Regions from separate parts of the Homo sapiens genome. Here region 2 is linked to region 1. Evidence: chromatin loops called from intact Hi-C (ENCODE). Cell type or tissue: dorsolateral prefrontal cortex. All regions are shown on one strand. Region 1 overlaps DPP6 (dipeptidyl peptidase like 6). Region 2 overlaps DPP6 (dipeptidyl peptidase like 6).

Region 1 (2,500 bases):
ATGGGGTTTCACCATGTTGGCCAGGCTGGTCTCAAGTTCCTGACCTCAAGTAATCTGCCAGCCTCGGCCTCCCAAAGTGCTGGGACTACAGGCATGGACCACCGTGCCCAGCCTCAAGTATGTGTTTATTAGCAGTGTGAGAACTGACTAATACAGAGCCCCAAGTAAAATGACCAGTTACATAAAGTGAGTGCTAGATCATCTCTTTTTTCCCTCCCTCCCTCCCCTCCCCTCCCTCCCTCCTTCCTTTCCTCTCCCTCCCTCCCTCCCTCCTTTCCTCCCTTCTCTTAGTTTGTAATATGAGGCTGTTGCACTGAGGAAAAATATAATTGTACTAAAAATTAGGACAGTTAAATGTGGACCCACTCTGCCTCGTGGCTCATCCCTGGGTTGAGGGGCAGAATGTGGCTCACCTCAGAGGCCTGAGAAAGCCTTGGTTCTACAATTAATTCTATACGGTGCTTCAACCCTCAGTTTCTTCATTTGTGTAATATGAATTTTTAAAGCCTGGTGGCACCCTTAGAGATGTTATGGTGATGAAATACAGTGTGAAATATTTTTAAAAACCCAAAACAATAAACACTATTAATGGAATTTATAAAGATTATATAATAAGATTTCTTTTTACATACATGCATCCATAAGGGCTCCACCTCTATGTAAGGAAGCCGTGATTCTCACATTTTGGGCAGTTCTTTGCCTCTTCTAATCCTGTTGCCATTTATCATAAAGCTTTTGGGCCCCTTGTGCCGACTTGCCCTGAGAGCTTGATGTTGCCTCATGACCCGCATAGCAACATCTCATCTCTAGTCAACATTTCCTAAGTCCATGAGTTGCATCAGTGACTATACCTGGTGCCAAATACACTTGATTTTTTATGTTTTTTAGACGGAGTCTCGCTCTGTTGCCCAGGCTGGAGTGCAGTGGTGTGATCTCAGCTCACTGCAACCTCCGCCTCCTGGGTTCAAGTGATTCTCATGCCTCCGCCTACCAAATAGCTGGGATTACAGGTGCCTGCTACCATGCCCGGCTAATTTTTGTATTTTTAGTAGAGACGGGGTTTCACCATGTTACCCAGGCTGGTCTTGAACTCCTGGCCTCAAGTGATCCACCTGCCTTGGCCTCCCAAAGTGCTGGGATGACAAGCATGAACCACTGTGCCTGGCCCCAAATACATTTTAGTTATTTTCTAAAAATCAAGTCGGTGTACGAGGGTGAAGCATCACCACCAACAGGGCAATCTTGAAGGCGTTCTAGCAGCTTTCTGGGGACAAGGTAGGCACCTTGCGAGGCAGCGACGCTTTGGACAAAGGGACATTCTTTTGCTCTATAAGGTTTGTAGTCACACTTTTGCTGCTGGAAGGGAAAATAAAACATTTACTTGCTCACAAACAGCACACCATACACCACATCGAGTGTGGACTCTCCAGACAGAGGTCTCCAGCAAGCAGTGGTGCCTGGCCGGCAGAGGGAGACCTTTACTAACTTTGTGTTATCATGTCTAAAGAGACACACAGAAATGATGAAAAGTCACAATGCCATTAGAAATGAATGTTGAAAATCTCTAACTGCAACACAGATGGCACTGGTGAAACCAGACAAGGTCTTGCCCAGTTTCTTCCCTGTAGGGAACAGGGCAGCCCCAGCCATGAGAACGCAGAAGGAAAAGGTTTTTCTCTTCCCCACTGTACTATTCTTCCCTCAGAAATGCTGGGCTCACACCAGCCACAGATTTGGAAAGTCAAACCTTTGCTAAATGGGTGTTAAGGAAGATTGTAATTTTCCATGTGTACTAATTTACATAGAATGTCAAAGAAAAATTCTTAAGAAGGTAGAAAAAAAAATGTCAACTCAGCCCAGACGATCCATGCCAGATGCACATGGGTTAGACTGTCTTCCAGATTTACACCGGAGAAGAGCTCAGTAGCACCTAAAAAGTCAGAACACAGAGTCAAAGGTGACTCTCACCCTTTGTCTGTGGCCAGGTATCAGGTGTGGGAGGCATTCTCCTTCCTGAGGTGCGGAACTGTGAGGGTCAAATGGTGCAGAATAAAGGAAAGGGAAGTCACACTAAAAATAAAGAGAACAGAATTCTAAAAGTCCAAGATAAGATCAAAAAGGGAGATGAGGGGGCTGCAAGGAAACTAAAACTAAAATTAGAAAAATTTGGGTCAGGAAAATTGAGGAAAATGTGGGAGGTTCTCCCACAAGGCAGAGGAAGGTGACATGGAGGTGTAAAGAAGAAGATGAGCCTTCCTACCGGCTGGGAAGAGCAGTGCTTCTACAGAGAAACCAGAGTGGCTACAGACACGATAACCAAAGACAAAGAGGACGAAACTTCTGTGTAGGAAAAAAGACCCGAATGTGAAGACTAAAAGGGATTTCCCACATTCCAGGGAAAATAATGAAACATCTAAATATGTTGTGCTAGAACCTTTGAGTTATGGGAAAACCGAAATTCCACAATAATCTAGTAATAAGGAAATAAGTTTTGACAAAG
Region 2 (2,500 bases), 91 kb after region 1:
AGCCAGGGTTTGGACCCAGGCTGTCCGACTCCAGAGCCCACACTCTGAAGACTCCCCTCGTCAGAACACCTAGGAAAGGAAGGTGCTGTTCTGACTTTATGGAACTGAGATGCAGGCTTGGAGAAGCCAGCCCTGACCCAAGGTCGCCCTGCCCATAAGGGGCAGAACTAGGCAGCCTGATGGCACAAGCAATCATGCCAGGGCTTCTCCAAGGCCACTCTGGGCCCAGCCACTCAGCAGCACCTGGGGATTCGTTAGAAATGCAGACTCTCAGGCCCCACCCCAGACATACTGAGTCACACACTCTGCACAGGGGCCCGGCTGTCTGGGGGCGGCAAGTTCCCCAGGTGACTCAGAGCCCCTGCACTGGGCTCAGCTGCTGCCTCTTGCAGCTGAAAGTAACAAGGCTGGGCCACGGGGCCTTTATAGGAGCAGGTCTGAACCAAAACACAAATATTGTGAACGTTTTCTCTCTGAAAGCTTTCAGAGGACTGACAAATTTATTGACTGGTAGAAAGCAGTGGGAGGCACTCTCTCACTCCACAAATCTTTTTATATTGCAGTTAGATCCGAGACTTGTCAGCTGCCAGAAGTCACCCTCTGACTGCAAAGAAGTGAATGAATTTTCAATATCTTTCTAAGGTGATGAAAAAATCTATTTTTTTCTTGTTAAGTTTCTGGGCCTTTTTGTATACAGTCCTAATACGAGTGGCCTCCGGCTTCTAGCAAGAGTAAAATGCTACCCATGAAACATCATTCAGATGTTCCTGGCTAAGTCTCCCGGATCATCCCAGGTATTTGGAGCAGATGAGATCAGTTTCAGGGTTCAGTGAAGTCATCAATCCCCTCCCTTCTCAGACAGTGTCTGCTTCCCTCCCAGGTTCCCTGGGTGGCTGATCTTGGAACCGTGCTCTTCTCCAGGGTGGTGTGACCAGCAGCCAACCTCTCTGCAGCCTACAGGGGCTCGTTATCCCGTCTGTAGGTTACTCAGATCTTCCAGGTTTTGGAGTCCTCTGGCTCTTCGTCTTCCTCAGCTCACTGCTGCTCATTAGTGCCTCCTAGAGGATGAGCAGGGGAATCACAGAACCCAGCTCAGAAGTCGCTGCCTCTGGCATGGGCATCAGGGGCTCCGCTACGCCTGAGACTAGCTCCTGGCTGGACCGTGAAGGACTCAGAGGTGATTTCCGATTTCCGCTGTCTTTCCCCTTCAGGGAGCTTTTTGGTTATTTACACACCAAGACATTAAAAGATAAATGGAGCAAGAATAAAATCACAAGAAAGATATCACTGGTATTACTTTACAGAAAATCAATTTACTATTAAATATATGTGAATTTAATTAACTATAGAATATAATTAAATATATGCTGATTTAAATAGCTATGCAATTAAATTATATTAGCAGAGATCTTTTTAAAAAATCATAGCCTTAGCAAGTTCTCTTTAAAACGAATTGCATATTCACCTGATGCTGGTGAGCATGGAATCAGGATGAATGATGAGGCATACGGACGACAATTCGCAAATATACATCAAAAGTGTATATAAAAAAGTGTTCCTAGTTTTTGACTCAGTAATTCCACTCAAGGAACATCTTAGACCCAAAGGTGCTTCACAGCATCAGTGATAACAGGGAATATTATACATGGTCCAGCTGGTCTAGCTGGAAAATGGTTAATTGCATTTTGGTAGATCGACTCAATGAAATACTATGTAACTATGAAAATTATGTTAACAATAAGTATTTAATTGTATACAATGCTAATTGTATCAAAAGGTTGGGATGTAAAACTAATAATTGTAACTAAAAAAATACATCTATTCTTGGAAATAGATTTAGAAAACATACTAAAATATTAATAGTAATTTTAGATACTGGGTCTATTGATGCTATTTTAAAAAGGCTTTTTTTCCTATTTTTTACTATATTCTGTATTATTTTTATAATGGGAAAATAAATAAATGATAAAGTTCAACCAAATGCCTAAAATGAACCTAGCACCTGTACTGGGAATTGGTGATAAAATAATAAATATGCCACCATCCTAAGCTGTGTGGGATATCACAAGTTACGGGAAAGACCTGTAGACAAATGTTTACTGTACACTGAGTGTACAGACAGAGCCGCGCACGCCATGGCTGAAGGTGGTGGGAATTCGAACCTGGGAGTTCAAGAAAACCTTGCAGAAGAAGTGGCATTTTTACGTCTAACACTGACCTCTTTCACCTTCTCACTTATTGTTTCTTCCCTTATTGCCTCTGTCTGAAAACCAGTCTTTATATCAACAGAGAAAACAATGGAAACCTTCAAGCCATGGGGTGCCAGAACACCACTCCTCTCCCATAACGTATCCATGTGACCTCTGCCAAACAGACCTCAGAATCCTTCCCATCCTTGGCTTCCTGGAGGATGTCTGTGGGATGGCAGGGCCACCTGGAATGCCAAGGGGCCCGATGAGAGGCCACAGCAGAGCCAAGGGGCTGTGCAGGATCCTGGGCT

What was found. Hi-C counts contacts between places; a loop is a spot of excess contacts. Peaks named below come from ENCODE experiments on the same cell type or tissue, not always from the same donor. Only the 100,000 strongest peaks of a DNase experiment are listed, where the experiment ranks them.
Region 2: it touches region 1 in a loop (4-fold over the local background); 4 of 110 quality-filtered maps call a loop at or near these places.

The regions. Positions count from the first base shown.
Region 1 is chr7:154,788,583-154,791,082 of GRCh38, reverse strand. The region is part of intron 10 of DPP6 (dipeptidyl peptidase like 6); the gene reads right to left. Among named protein-coding and RNA genes, the nearest start is that of PAXIP1-AS2, 140 kb to the left of the region's middle. In dorsolateral prefrontal cortex, CTCF peaks have their summits at 1,266 and 1,468 (motif pointing right); a DNase peak (open chromatin) is centred at 1,462; H3K27ac peaks cover 2,266 bases.
Region 2 is chr7:154,697,443-154,699,942 of GRCh38, reverse strand. All of the region lies in intron 7 of DPP6 (dipeptidyl peptidase like 6), which reads right to left. Among named protein-coding and RNA genes, the nearest start is that of PAXIP1-AS2, 230 kb to the left of the region's middle. In dorsolateral prefrontal cortex, a CTCF peak has its summit at 1,075 (motif pointing left); a DNase peak (open chromatin) is centred at 345.